Regions from separate parts of the Homo sapiens genome. Here region 2 is linked to region 1. A link is a loop called in an ENCODE intact Hi-C map of the cell type or tissue named here. Cell type or tissue: B cell. All regions are shown on one strand.

Region 1 (8,000 bases):
GTAATCCCTGCTACTCAGGAGGCTGAGGCAGGAGAATCATTTGAACCCAGGAGGTGGAGGTTGCAGTGAGCCGAGATCACACAATTGCACTGCAGCCTGGGCGACACAGCGAGACTCCGTCTCAAAAAAAAAAACAACTGCAACTAATCTGATTGCTATTACATATATATATATATAATATATATATATACACACACACACACATATACACACACATACATATATGGGTAACAGTAATAGTGAAATTATCTTTTCCAACTATTTAAAATTATGAAAAAAATTAGATGTCTACTTAAAATTTTTCAAGATTTTCAGAGTATATATTCAAAATACTTTGAATATCACTAATTAAGGAGAGTAATTATGCAGCAAGAGAAAACAGCCCAGTGCAAGGAGGCTGCAGCTCTGAGCTATGGGGCCTGAGAGAAGAGCCTAGCCCTCTGTGGGCCTGTTTCCTCAATATGACAATAAGGAGGTCAGATTATGATTCTGCTGCTCTCTGCTTCAAGAGTCACTAACTGGGTGGGTCAGGCCATTTGGGATATAACATCACTACCAATAATAACACCATTAGCAGCAATAATAAAACCCACTATAGCTTTTTCAACAATTAATGTACACTTCCATGCATCATCTCTATACACAAATGCCTGCGCCTCTCACACAGGTAATTTGTGGACACACACCAAAATGGTACCTGTTACCACCTCTGGGATTATAGTGGGGAGAGGAATAAGAATGGAGGGTCCATCAGTCAGGTCCCAAAAGTAAAGAGATGGCAAATACAAATCAGAATAATCTGAGAAGGGTTTGTTTATAAAAGAAATAATTACAAAGTAGGGGAATAGAGGCTACAGAAACCATGGGGATGGAACAGAAATCAGGACTAGTAAAGGCAGAACAAGGCTGAGCAACAGTGGCTCACACCTGTAATCCCAGCACTTTGGGATGCCAAGGTGGGAAGACTGAGTGAGCTCAGGAGTTCAAGACTAGTCTAGGAAACACAGCAAGATTCCACCTCTACAAAAAATGTTTAGAAACTAGCCAGTTGTGGTGGCGCACGCCTGTTGTCCCTACTCAAGAGGCTGAGGTGGGAAGACTGCTTGGGCCCAGAAGCTCAAGGCTGCAGTGGGCCATGATCGCACCACTGTACTCCAGCCTGCTGGGCAGAGCAATGTTCTGTCTTAAAAAAAAAAAAAAAAAGGCAGAACAAGTATTGCTTCTAGAAGTGCCAAAGAAGATAGGAGACAGAGATTACCAGAACGCAGAATCCAGGTATATAATACATGCTACCCTGAGAGGTGAAGGGATAAATATTCTGACCTCCTTCTCTGGCCCTTCAATCCAGAGGGCCTAAGAGTTCTTTATCTGGGGCAAAGAGCCAGGTAGAAAAGAGTAGAGGATGGATCTGGAGAGGTAAAGAAAAGATATCCAGCCCAGATTTCTTTTAACTTTTTATAAAATTAAATACATGAGCCTGGCGTGGTGGCTCACGCCTATAATCTCAGCACTTTGGGAGGCCGAGGCAGGTGGATCACTTGAGGTTAGGAGTTTGACACCAGCCTGACCAACATAGGGAAACCCCGTCTCTATTAAAAATACAAAAATTAGCCAGGTGTGGTGGCGGGTGCCTGTAATCCCAGCTACTCGGGAGGCCGAGGCATGAGAATTGCTTGAACCTGGGAGGCAGAGGTTGCAGTGAGCCGAGATCATGCCACTGCACTCCAGCCTGAGCAACAAGAGCAAAACTCTGTCTCAAAAAATAAAAAAAAATTAGGCCAGGCACAGTGGTTCACACCTGTAATCCCAACACTTTGGGAGGCTGAGGCGGGTGGATCACAAGGTCAGGAGTTCAAGACCAGCCTGACCAATACGGTGAAACCCTGTCTCTATTAAAAATACAAAAATTAGCTGGGCATGGTGGCAGGTGCCTGTAGTCCCAGCTACTCAGGAGGCTGAGGCAGAAGAATTGCTTGAACCCAGGAGGCGGAGCTTGCAGTGAGCTGAGATCGCACCACTGGACTCTGGCCTGGGCGACAGAGCAAGAGTCCATCTCAAAAAAGTAAAACCTTACACAGAAACCTGAAGTCCCACCCTCCATAATCCTGGATCCTTCTCTCCAGAAGTAATCATCTTTGTTATCAGTTAGGTGGGGTTTACTGTTGGCCCTTTCTATATAGAGAGAGAGACATATCACAGTAAAATACAGAGAAGTGTTTTATGGAGTGCTATTCATTTAACATGAATGGTATTACTCTACTACTTTGTTCAATCTTTTTTTTCCCCCACTATTTTCAGTTCAGTTAGAAAATAATGTTCAAGGGCCAGGCACAGTGGCTCACACCTATAATCCCAGCACTTTGGGAGGCTGAGGTGGGCGAATCACCTGAGGTCGGGAGTTTGAGACCAGCCTGACCAACATGGAGAAACCCCATCTCTACTAAAAATACAAAAAATTAGCCAGGCGTGGTGGCATATGCCTGCAATCCCAGCTACTCGGGAGGCTGAGGCAGGAGAATTGCTTGAACCCGGGAGGTGGAGGTTGTGGTGAGCCAAGATGGCGCCATTGCACTCCAGCCTGGGCAACAAGAGCAAAACTCCATCTCAATAAAAAATAAAAAATATATATAATGTTCAAAGCCTGGTGCGGTGGCTCACACCTGTAATCTCAGCACTTTGGGAGGCCAAGGCAGGTGGATCACTTGAGCCCAGGAGTTTGAGACCAGCCTGGCCAACATGGCGAAAACCCGTCTCTACTACAAAATACAAAAAATTAGCCGGGAGTAGTGGCACCCACCTGTAGTCCCAGCTACTTGGGAGGCTGTGGAGGGAGGGTCACTGGAGCCTGGGGAGATCGAGACTGCAGTGAGCCAGGATCATGCCACTGCACTCTAGCCTGAGTGACAGAGTGAAACCCTGTCTCAAAACAAAAACAAAGAAAAAGGAAATAATGCTCAAGAAGCCAGGATGAGATGGATGGGCTTGATTCTCCTCGGTTGTTTCTACTCCACCACAGTGGCTCTCAGAACACACCCTGCCCTTCATGTGCATTAGCATCACCTAGGAACCTGTTTAAAATGAAATCTGCAGGCCCCACCCAGTGAGGTGAATCAAAAGCACTGGTGGGGGTGTCCAGCTTTTAAAGTCTAAGAACCACTACTCTACCTCCTGGTACTCAAAACTTTCTTCACCATCACCTGATGCCTTGCCAGAAATCGGCATTTTAACAAGATCCCCCTGGTCTACCTCAGGGCCACAAACCATAAGCCCCAATCCATAATGCTTCGCACCCATCCACACAGTGTCTGAGTGGTTTCTGGGAATGGGAAGTAGGGGAGGCCCACTGAAAGAGCAGTGGTTTTTCTCTCTTTGAATATGAATCTATCACTTACCAATCCTGTGGGAAAAACAGCACTGCATGCCCTAGTTAGACAAGAGTATGTTGTGTGTGTGACAGAAAGCACACAACTACCATTAAACTGCCATGGAAATTTATTCCGCTTAGATGTCACTGTTATGTTATAAGCTATTTTTCTTTTAAAATAAGGGAATTTCAATTTTAACCCCAGGCATAATAAAATTAACAAGATTGTCTAACCTTTGTTTGTATTGCTAATATTGTAGCAGGAATCTGTCACCTTAAAACAAACCAACCAAGGGGATATACCTTACCTTCTCTGCTCGAACAAGGACACCTTCACCAACATCTAGCCCCCACTTCCATGCAGCAGCCCCCATCTCCATACAGCATGGAGGAAGGAAAACTATTTCCAGTATTCCACCTTTAACTTCCTGCTGCCTCCCTCAAAGACTCATAGATTTTATTTCAAAATCTGAACCCGAAGGCCCCTAACTCCATCTCTCCCTTTGCTTCTCTCTCATTTTCCTCCACTGAGACTTCTCTGGTCTGTGGTACTGCAAACATGTCGGCTCTTCCAGCAAATCTACAGGTGAACTACGTACATATTTATGCCTAAGAATTGTACTGTCTCACTGCTCATTCCAGCTTGACTCAGCCTAACACAACGATGTGCTTTTTTAAGGCACTTCCAGTTTCACTTCTAGCTCCTACCAGGCTTCCGCCCCGCCCCAATGCAACATAGCCCCCTCAGTTTCCCAGACCCAGGAAGTAGCAAGGTCAATTCTGTGAGGCCCATATCCAATTTGACTTGCCTCTCTCTTCTTAAAGCAATCTTGGAATTAAAATTTCTAAAGCCCCCTTTCAATTTAATAACTTTTCTTCCATAGAAACAAGAGGTTTTAATCAAGCCTTAAAAATAAATTTGAGCCTTGTGTTTTTAATCACATAGCATTGGGAAAAATAATATAACTATTCTACCAAATTTCAAAAGGAAACATGTTTACATCTCAAATGTGCTACAAAAAGATCCTGGTATGGTAAAACTAGTTTGATTTCGACTCCCACCCCAACCTTTTTTAAACTTCTCCAACACAGTTCCAGAATAACTTGTCAAAATCACTTCTGAAGCGGTAATCCCAGCTACTCCAGAGACTGAAGTGATCGCCTGAGCCCAGGAGTTCCAGGCCAGCCTGGGCAAAATAGTGACTCTTATCTCAAAATAACAAAACAAAACTCACCCTGTCAATTAGACTCAAAAGATGTATAGTACTAACTAAACATTCCAGAGTCAAATTGTAACTTCAGTTTTTATCTCAACACAGAATTTATGAGTTGCACATAAATTTACTTTACTTCTTTTTAGAAATGGAGTCTTGCTATGTTGCCTGGGATGGTCTCAAACATCTGGCCTCAAGTCATCCTCCCACCTCAGCCTCCCAAGTAGCTGGGATTACAGGTGAGCCACCGCATCCAATTTACAAATTCACTTTAAAAAGTCAAATCTTTTCACTTCTTGCTTTGCTTCTTGGATTTGTTTGGGGAAGAGGAATGTTTCTTTTTTTTAGCAAATAATGGTAGCTTTTACTTGAAGCTTTAAAATATCAATTTTAAAAAAACAATTTTAAAATAACAATTTGTTTTCAACTATATATGCAGTTTTAATAAAAATATTAGATAATTCGATTACAAGAGTTCTTGACTTACATTCCTGCCATTAGCAAAGACAGTCAACAATGTCTTAAGAGCCACCAAACATATCAATCTCTAGATATGGTCTAAACCTAAGGTTATTTTAAAAACTAAGAACAGTGAGTGTGTAGAAACTCTTCAATTATCTGGATTAATCAGCTTTTATCCTGCCTGTATAGAATCAATGTCTTCCTCCTATGAATTCCACAGTTTAGTAATTATGAAAGGCAGAGAATTCATTTTTCCTTCCTAGGTATCCATAAACCAAGCTTCTCTAACCCATAGCCCAGGATGGCTTTCAATGCAGCCCAACACAAATTCATAAATTTCTTCAAGTGTATTTCATGTGTGGTCCAAGACAATTCTTTCAACATGGCCCAGAGAAGACAAAAGATTGGACATCCCTGGCCAGCAGTTAGCAGCACTCAAAGAAAAAACAGGCCTTATTCCAAAAGTTCATATAATCTGGCTTTGACCTTAGAAGCCCATTTTGCCATAGATCATTTTCTAAATGGTACGTTCCCAGGATGGCCCACCAATACCTATTAAGCCCACAATACAGATGAGATACTGAACTACCAAGCCCAGCCAAGAAGTTTTTCTTCATCTGTTTAAGTGCCCAAACAAGCACTCAGTTAAGATCTAATGTTGAGAATCACAGAGCATGGGATCTTTTCTAAGAAGTAACTTAAATATGCCTGATTTATAGAGAATCCAGGGCTGGGTACGGTGGCTCATATCTGTAATCCCAGCACTCTGAGAGACCGAGGTGGGTGGATCACCTGAGGTCAGGAGGTGGGTGGATCACCTGAGGTCAGGAGTTCAGGACCAGCCTGGCCAAGATGCTAAAACTCTGTCTCTACTAATAATACAAAAATTAGCCAGGCGTAGTGGCACATGCCTTTAATCCCAGCTACTCGGGAGGCTGAGGCAGGAGAATCACTTGAACCCAGGAGGCGGAAGCTGCAGTGAGCCAAGATCACGCCATTGCACTCCAGCCTGGGTGACAAGCGCGAAACTCCATCTCCAAAAAATAAATAAACACAATAAATAAAAAAATAAAGAGAATCCAGTGCTGGGCACAGTTGGGGGTGCCTATAGTTCCAGCTACTCAGGAGGCTGAGGCAGGAGGATCACTTGAACCCAGGAGTTCAAGTCCAGCCTGGACAACATAGTGAGACCCCATTTGTAAAAATAAATAGCTGGGCGTGGCAGCTCATGCCTATAATCCCAACACTTTGGGAGGCCAAGGCAGGCGGATCACCTGAGGTCAGGAGTTCAAGACCAGCCTGGCTAACATGGTAAAATCTCGTTTCTACTAAAATACAAAAAATTAGCCAGGCATGGTGGTGCGCACCTGTAATCCCAGCTACTTGGGAGGCTGAGGCAGGAGAATTGCTTGAACCTGAGAGGTGGAGGTTGCAGTGAGCCAAGATTGCACCACTGCACACCAGCTCGGGCAACAAGAGCGAAACTCCGTCTCAAAAAAGATATTAAATAAATAAATAAATAAGTGTACCACTCTGATGTACCACTCTGATGCAGGTACTCCTACTCCTGATGTGACCAAGTAATGAATGATTTAAAAACTCAATTTTTGTCCAGGCGCGGTGGCTCACACCTATAATCCCAGCACTTTGGGAGGCTGAGGCAGGTGGATCACAAGGTCAGGAGTTCAAGACCAGCCTGGCCAAGATGGTGAAACCCCGTCTCTACTAAAAATACAAAAAAATTAGCCGGGCGTGGTGGCAGGCACCTGTAATCCCAGCTACTCAGGAGGCTGAGGCAGAGAATTGCTTGAACCTGGGAGGCGGACGTTGCAGCGAGCTGAGATCATGCCACTGCACTCCAGCCTGGGCAATAGAGCAAGACTCCATCTCGGGAAAAAAAAAAAAAAAAACCCTCAATTTTTAAAACCCTAGCACAGACCGGGCGCGGTGGCTCACACCTCTAATCCCAGCACTTTGGGAGGCCAAGGCGGGCGGATCACGAGGTCAGGAGATTGAGACCATCCTGGCTAACACGGTGAAACCCCATCTCTACTACAAATACAAAAAATTAGCCGGGCGTGGTGGCGGGCGCCTGTAGTCCCAGCTACTCGGGAGGCTAAGGCAGGAGAATGGCGAGAACCTGGGAGGCGGAGCTTGCAGTGAGCCAAGATCACGCCACTGCACTCCAGCCTGGGCGACAGAGCAAGACTCCGTCTCAAAAAAAAGAAACCCTAGCATAGTAATTCAGAACTTAAAAAACAAAGTTATTTCTCAGGAGAGACAAAGGCAAAACAAAAGACTGCAAATTCTCTTCATCAGCTAAAATAGTGATCAACTTTGCTTATATTCAGTCTTTTGTTATCAAAACTACTTGCTGTGTTTTCGGAGGCTATCTGTAAAGTAAGATGCAGTAAAGCATGACGGCTAAAAATACAGATTCTGGAATTAGACTACCTGGGTTCATATCCCAGGTAACACTCCTAATAGCTGTATCATCTCCAGCGAGTTGTTTAACCTGTGTGCTCCAGTTTCATCTGTACAATAAGTATAATATGAGTCCCTTAGGGGACTGCAGTGAGGATTAAATGAATTAATCCACATAAAATACTTAGAATAGAACCTTAAATAATAAGCACACAATAAGTGACCACTATTATCTAGATATTTAAAAATAGGTAGAATTTAGAAAAGGAACTGAAGGGAAAAGAGGCATTATAGGCTGAAGTAACAATCAAAGGAACAGAGGTAGAAAAATCACACACAGGGCCGGGCGCGGTGCCTCACGCCTGTAATCCCAGCACTTTGGGAGGCCGAGGCAGGCGGATCACCTGAGGTCGGGAGTTCAAAACCAGCCTGGCCAACATGGTGAAACCCCATGTCTACTAAAAATAAAAAAATTAGCTGGGCATGGTTGTGTGCACTTGTCGTCCGAGCTACCCACTCAGGAGGCTAAGGCAGGA
Region 2 (8,000 bases), 460 kb after region 1:
CGCTGTGCAGCTTAAAGCCACAGCCCAGAACGCATACATGACTCACCCAAGTCTGCACAGCTAGTAAATGGCATGATCAGACTCAACAGTGCACCTCCAGGACCCACACTCCCAATCTCTACACAGACAGCTAAAGAGTCTGGCCCTGGGACTTCCAGAGGGAAGCTGCTTGGCATCCACCATGCACCATCCAGCTTACGCCACCTACCCTTCTTGACTCAGATTCTGCCTGCCAACATCAATCTGCAAGGAATCCCATTCCTCCTTGAGGTTGGTGCCCACCAGGGTGGCCTTTCTCATGAAAGAAATAAACCCTAGGCCTCTGAACACTCAGCCCCACCCACGGGGGCCCCTCTGGCATGAGGTTTCCTGCCCCCTACCCCAAGTCCCCTCCAGCCCACAGTCCATTTGGCATTTGTTCTCCCCAGCTTTGTTGGAATCATATCCAGCCATGTCTCATCACAGCTGCAACCCTGGCCCCAGCACCTGACCTGTTCCCAGGCCTCATAACCTTGTTAAAACAAAATTGGCCAATCACATCCAAACACACCAAGAAGCCACTCTTCCCACCACACACTCCTATCTCTCTCTCTCTCCCTCACTCATCCCCCATGCCCCAGGTGCCCTCACCTGTCACAATGGGGTAGGACTGCGGGCCTGGCACACTGCTCCCGATGTCAGCAGGGGTGGGGCTGGCCAGATTGGCCTTCATGTCGTCCAGCCCACCAGCCAGCGAGGCCATGGCTGAATACTCTGTGGTCTGAAAGAAGAAACAGAGACGTCTCAGCACCAAGACTCCACAGTACCTTAGTCAAATGCCAACTCCACGTTCTGAGCTCAGCCACCAAGCTGAGTTAGTCCATGCCTGTGCCAAGGCCCACAAGGGGCTCATGAACACTTCCAGTGTTGAAAGGGCAGAGTCAGCTTGGTGGAACGAGACAGTTGTCCAGAATCAACAATTCTTCCCAGGAGAGGAGGTGGGCAGGACTCAGTGCAACTTCACAAGAATCCAAACTTTGCTCCCTCTGGCCTGCATGTTGCCCTCACCCAGCTCCAGTTGGCCAGAGACCCCACACTCCTCAGTGCAGGGATGGAGGGTCCGTAACCAAAAGCAAGGCAGAAATAAGTGTCTTCTTGCCAAGAGAATGGAAAGAACGGTTTCTGATTTCTGTGCTCTTAAACCACAAAGGTAGAATCACAGAAACAAGGGTTAAGAGGAATCTGGGAGATCATCCATTCCAAATCCTCATTTCACAGATGAATAAACTGAGGCTCAAGGGGAGGAGGGCTTTACCCACCACCAACAGGGAAGAATACCAATTGGGGTGGGTCACCATGAATTCCCACCCTAATCCAATATGGCAAACTAACTGAGCCACCATTTGGCAAGTGTTTTTGAATTCTAGAAGCAGGTAAACACCTGTATGCTGAAAACCACAGGGTGCACATATCTAATTTACCAAGTCCACACCAACCATGTGTATTTAGCCCATGAGTCACGCTCCTTTCTTTAAGCCATTTCACGAAATCAGAGTTTGCAATGAGTCATTTCCTTGTCATCCAAGCCACTGTCAGAATGGTCTCCAGAGAAGGCAGCAAAGGCACCAACCTGGATCTTTCAACTGAAGGATAGACTAAATTATAAGCATGAGTGACAAGTCTCTTCCTCCCACCCCACCCCAGGGCCTATTTTCAGGTAAAGAAAATATATGCGGCTGGGTGCAGTGGCTCACGCATGTCATTCCAACACTTTGGGAGGCCAAAGCGGGTGGATCATTTGAATCTAAGAGTTCAAGACCACCTTGGGAAACATGGTGAAACCCTGTCTCTACAGAAAATACAAAAATTAGCCAGGTGTGGTAGCTTTCACCTGTAGTCCCAGCTACTCGGGAAGCTGAGGCGGGAAGATCGACTGAGCCCAGGAGATCGAGGCTGCAGTGAGCCATGATCATGCCACTGTACTCCAGCTTGGGTGACAGAGCAAGACTCTGTCAAAAAAAAGAAAGAGGTGGAAGGAAGGAAGGAAGGAAGGAAGGAAGGAAGGAAGGAAGGAAGGAAAAGAGAAAGGGAGGGAGGGAGGGAGGAAGGAAGGAAAGAAAGAAGGAAGGGAGAGAAAGGGAGGGAGGGAGGAGGGAATTTGCAAACACTTAAGCCAACAAATTTGTTTGTGCATGTGAAGATTTTATGTGGGGAGTTTCCTCCAGGACGCTGGCATTGCTGATGGAGGACACACCCATGTTGGTCCAGGGTTATGTCCTTGTCAGGGAGGGACACAGAAGCAAGCAGTCTTCTGGAAGGAGCTGCAGGCACCCTGAGTAAAATGATGAGGACTGAGCCACTGGGAGGGAAACCAAAGGAGCCACTGGGTGGCAGGCAGAAGGGGCTGGGACTCAGGCACATTCCTGGTGTCTTTCCCTTCAAATCAGAGATTACTTCCTGGGCAGCTAAAGTTTTGACTGGGGGTGATGGCAGCAGCGAGTCCAGGAGGTGCTGCAGGCCCAGGCTCTAGATGATTCGTGCTGAGGACAGCATGTCCAGAGTTCCCCAGGGCTCTTTGATCCTCATTCATCAAAGGCTGGTTCTGAAACATGTGGAGAAGAGCACAGGCCCAAAGCAAGCCCAGGTCCTTCTAAGGGAGAAGAACAAGGCCAGGGGGACAGGCTTACCAGGCATCAGGAATCGCTACAGAGCTACAGTAATTAAGACAGGGTGGTATTGGCACAGGGGTAGATAAATAGGCCAATGAAACAGAATCCAGTCCAGACCCTGGTCCGTGCACATATGGAACCGTGATATATGAAGGAGATGGTGTACAAATCAGCAGGAAAGGATGGACTCTTTAATAAACAGAGCAGGGGTAACTGGTTATCCATTCAGAAACAGGGGAAAAAAGAAATTGGATCTTCACACCAGACACAAAAATCAATTCCAGGTGGATTAGAGACCTAAATGTGGAAGGCAAAGGCATCCAACGTGGCGAGCTCTAGGTCCAGCCAAAAATCCTTGGGAACAAGTCTGCCCTTCATGGAAGGAAGAGTGCCTTTTCTGGCCTGGGATGCTCACGCAGAGTTCCTGCTCACTGTGGGGTTAGTGGTGGGACCCAGTCATCCTGCTGCCCTGTCTCAGTGCCTCCTCCTCCAAGAAGTCTTTCATAACCACCATTCCCCAGGAAGTGTGAGTCCCACCCTCATTCTGCTGGCCCCGCCAAGTGGTGCCAGAACAATAACAACCACAGTCTTCACAATTGCATCAAAATCTCACACTCACTGAGCATTCACTCTGTACCAGGAGCTTTAGCTGTACTATCCCATTTAATCCTCACAGTCACCCCTTGAAGCAGGCTCTATGACATCCCCATTTTACAGATGAAGAAACTGAGGCTTTTATGATAGCGCAGGAATGACTTGCCTAACTAAGTTCATACAGCTTCTAGGTGCCCAAGCCAGGATTCAAACCTGGGTCCTTCTGACTCCAAAACCTTGACAATGACCCTAATGATCTTTATACTCTCAGTACCTGATCCATTAAAACACAGTGAAATCAACTTGCTGGTCCCAACATTTTTATAAATGAAACTGAAAAAAAAATATCCAAGGGTCTCCCACATAGAAAGGATAAGTCCTGTTTTGTGAATCTTTGTTTCCCATGTCAGTGGGTATGTGTGTACGAGGTAGAGATTAAGATGTACTTCTTGATCTAGGTTACAGCCAGCAAAGTTTGGAAAATACTGCTTCATTCCATGCAGCAAGAGCTATTGGAAAAAGGTTGCTGTCTAGACTTCCTCTTCTGTAGAACAAGACTTGGTCGTGGCATTAGCCTCCTAATTTTCTGAGAATGAATCGGGCATGAATTTAGAATTCCACTCACTGGAAGCAACTCCTTCAGTTCATTGCTGTGTGCAAAGACGGCAGGTCAAAATGCCTCTGACAAGGGTCTTTTCCTAGATGGCATCTTCTAGAGTTTCTGGGCCCCCAGGGGTAGGTCCCAGTTCCGCCCTCCTCTCTGTGTTCCCGAATGCCCTAGTGAATGGTGGGCGTGCATTCGTTCAACCTTTACTGAGCCCTGTTGTGTGCAACATGATGTGTGAAGACCAGACACACTCTTTGACCCTCACCCACAAACACCAAGAGAAGACACATTGGCCCAGAAATTCCATCCAAGAGGGACAAGAGCACAGAGTCATTAATGTATATGGGGCGTGAAGTGGTCAGGAAGGGTTTCTTGGTGCAGGCTGTATTTAACCTGGGAGTGAACAATCCCTAACTCCCAAGACTGAGAACAGCCGAAGTCAGGCTCAGAGGTAATAGGACAAGAGTGACCCAGAAACAGGGCACATGCAATAGTTAGAGGGGGTGCAAGCGTAAAGGGGAAAGATGGAATGGTAGACTAGCTGGAACTCGATTGTGAAGGGCTTGCACAATGAACACTGGGTGAATGAAGGAAGGAGTGCTCTTCCTAGGGCCAGGCAGCATCCCAGCCAAGAGTCAGCATCCCTGCACCCCTCCCCAGCCCACCCTGGGGCCTGGCACATTCCTAGACCTCAGCCTCTTCTCTCTGACATGGGCTGGGCTGCTGGGTCTGCAAGGGAATGCCTTTACTTCCCCCAAGAAAGCAGAGCCAACCTGGGTTTAAAAGAACCACAAAAAGGGTGGTCAACAGGGATATATCCTGCCCCTTACATATTTAATTTCCAGATGGAAGAGGCTTATGTTGCTATTTGATTTTTGTTTTAGTCAACAAATTCAGTATCAAACAAAGCTCGTTCAGCCACTTCAAAAGTTAGGTTTGGATCATCTTTTTAAGACAAGAAATCTTCAACTTATGTTATACATGCAGCGGGAGGTCCGAAAATCCAGGCATCCAACCACCACTGGCTCCCAGAAAGCAAAGCAAACCTCCCTATAAGCCAGGCCCTGGGGGACGGCGGGACACTTGGAAACGAGTCCTTAGCTGCACTTCACCATCTGTGCCTTTCCTTTTTCTTTTTCTTTTTTTTTTTTTTGAGACAAAGTCTTGCTCTGTCACCCAGGCTGGTGTGCAGTGGCACGATCTTGGCTCACTGCAACCTCCGCCCCCCGGGTTCAAGCGATTCTCCTGCCTCAGCCTCCCAAGTGGCTGGGATTACAGACACATGCCACCACACCCAGTTAATTTTTTGTATTTTTAGTAGAGACAGGGTTTCGCCATGTTGGCCAGGCTGGTCTTGAACTTCTGGCTTCAAGTGATCCACCTGCCTCGGCCTCCCAAAGTGCTGGGATTACAGGCATGAGCCACTGCACCCAGATATCTGGGCCTTTCACCATAACCACCTTGCAGGGCTTGCCCAGAGCCCAGCCTCTCTTCTTTGGTGGGATTCCCTCAGTTCTTACTCTGCTCCTGCATGAGCCAGGGGAAGCTGTCATTTAGTTTTGGTGTTTAATTGTTCCCTAAGTCCTCATCACCGTTTGTCCTTTTGAGGTGTCCGTGATTTTTAAAGGCAACTGCATTCTCCCCAATCTCTTGGGTTCCCTGGAACATTGCTACACCACAGCTCCTCAGCCATTCCAGACACTGTCCTACCTCCGCCTGGAGGGTCCCTCTCACTCCGTGACTTAGAGAACTCTTACATTATCCACAAGACCCAGTTCACATGTCACCTCCTTGGTGGAGCCATTCCTGAACTCCACACTCCTACAAAGAAACAATCTCTCCCTTGTCTATGCTTCCATACTTGGTGGCTTTTTGCACAGACCTCCATTATCACCATGTAGAGTGGCTGTTTGTCTATCTCCCTCCAGGTTGCCTTGACAGTGTGGAACATGGAACATCCTTAGTGCCCCCTAAGTGCTTGTTGAATGAATGAATGAATAATGGTTCAGTAGCATGTTATGAGCTACAACACTCAAAAATTAACTGGGAAGTGTTTGAACAAGAGCACTAAGTGATACGCTAACATCCCCTTCCCTCCTTCCACCTCTACCCCACATCGAGTCAGGTCACCAGAAAGCCACATCCCTATCCAACATATTAAAGCCCCTGGGTGGTGCTTTCACCAGTCTCTGATGGAATATCAGGCATTCAACACTTTTACGAGGCAAAAAAAGAAAACAGCCATAAAAAGAAGATTGTTTAAAACCTCTGGGGACACTGCCCACTAGAATATTCAAATTCCTTATCAATCCCTCCTACAATTCAACACCAGTAAAGTGTTTCCCCTGGTGAGTCATTAATCTGCCTCTGACTAAACAACAAGAACACTGGAAACCACTGCATGTCTCTTTTGGCTTTGACTGCCAGGAAACTCGGTCAAATTCAGTGTTCAACCACCATAAGCACATCATTGCTGGCTCCTGCCACAATGATCTTCCCCTTTTCTCTATGTAATTTCTGAACTTTTTTTCCAAACTTAACTTAGATACACATACTTGCTTATTTTGCAGGCCACCTCAAGTTCTTTGTGAAAGTGAAGGCTGGGAAAGGTGAACTGACAGAAAAAGAAAGATGGAAGGAAGGAAGGAAGAAGGAAGGAAGGAGGAAGGAAGGAAGGAAGGAAGGAAGGAAGGAAGGAAGGAAGGAAGGAAGGAAGGATGGATGAGAGAGAGAGAGAGAGAAAGAAAGAGAAGAGGAAAGGAATTCCTGGTGCCTCTTTTCCTGGTAACAACGGCATTCTACTTCCATTTCTCAGTTTTTTCGAAGCCAAAGGCTGAGTGGCGGGGTGCAGAGGTACACACGCAGTCACAGATGTGTAAGTGTGTTGGTGCACCTACATACTTGGGTACATTGCCCCCGCCAACCCCAGCCCCTAAGAATCACAGGCAACAGCTGTGTTCTACATTTCCTACTTTTTCTGAGCCCTTGGGGTTCTTTCTTAGGATGTCATTTTAGGCTTCTTCTCCCTCTTCATCAGGGCACCCTGGTGCTGTCCTTGACCATGACCCAGGAACAGAAATGAACTGAAGTCAGCAATTCACAGATTTCCCACTGCAATGCAACCATTGGGATAAAACTTCCTCTGCCTGCTGCCACAGAATCTTTCTTTTTGAGACAGAGTCTCGCTCTGTTGCCCAGGCTGGAGTGAAATGGTGCAATCTCGGCTCACTGCAACCTCCACCTCCCTGTTTCAGTGATTCTCCCGTCTCAACCTCCTGAGTAGCTGGGATCACAGGCACCCACCACCATGCCCAGCTCATTTTTGTATTTTGAGTAGAGATGGGGTTTCACCATGTTAGTCAGGTTGGTCTTGAACTTCTGACCTCAGATGATCCACCCACCTCAGCCTCCCAGAGTGCTGGGATTTACAGGCATGAGACACCACACCCAGCTGCCACAGACTCTTATAAGACCTCAAGGTCAAGACCACCAGCTCAAGGTGTGTGCACCATCCTCACAGACACCATGTTCTAGATGATGGAACAGCTTGTCCTCTGAAATATCAGAACTATAATAGAAGGACAGTCAGGGTCATCTTTCCCAACATAGAAAAACTGAGGTACAGGGATAGGGATGGATGTCCTTTTTTTTTTTTTTTTTTTTTTTTTGAGACAAGGTCTTGCTCTCTCACCCAGGCTGGAGTGCAGTGTCACAATCATGGCTCACTGCTGCCTCAACCTCCCAGGCCCAAGGGATCCTCCCACCTCAGCCTCCCAAGTAGCTGGGACTACAGGCACACGCCACCACACCCAGCACCTAATTATTTAATTTTTTGTAGAGATGGGGTTTCACCATGTTGCTCAAGCTGGTCTTGAACTGCTGAGCTCAATTGATCCACCCACCCCAACCTCCCAAAGTGCTGGGATTACAGGCGTGAGCCACTGCGCCTGGCCCTTAGTTCATTTTTATCTGCATCATTGATAGCCTTTGACCCAGTGGGGGAAAAAAGACTGAACTAGGAGTGATAACACAGGGTTTTTGTCCCAGCTCTGCCCCTTTCTCACTTGTGTGGCTGTAGGTGAGCTGGGCCAGTTCTATGAATCTCATTTTCACCATGAGTAAAATGAAATTTTAATTCTAGTCCCTAGCTG

What was found. Peaks named below come from ENCODE experiments on the same cell type or tissue, not always from the same donor. Only the 100,000 strongest peaks of a DNase experiment are listed, where the experiment ranks them.
Region 2: it touches region 1 in a loop (10-fold over the local background); 1 of 110 quality-filtered maps calls a loop at or near these places.

What each region holds. Positions count from the first base shown.
Region 1 is chr9:36,467,056-36,475,055 of GRCh38, forward strand. It overlaps a transcript of RNF38 not described here. Among named protein-coding and RNA genes, the nearest start is that of RNF38, 71 kb to the left of the region's middle. In B cell, no CTCF peak of the experiment used is centred here; a DNase peak (open chromatin) is centred at 4,056; H3K4me3 peaks cover 1,095 bases; H3K27ac peaks cover 2,691 bases.
Region 2 is chr9:36,922,725-36,930,724 of GRCh38, forward strand. PAX5 (paired box 5) reads right to left here. Exons shown (of 10, transcript NM_016734.3): 7 at 631-760. Among named protein-coding and RNA genes, the nearest start is that of MIR4476, 33 kb to the left of the region's middle. RefSeq lists enhancers at 6,358-6,407, 6,937-7,076. In B cell, no CTCF peak of the experiment used is centred here; no DNase peak of the experiment used is centred here; H3K27ac peaks cover 5,030 bases.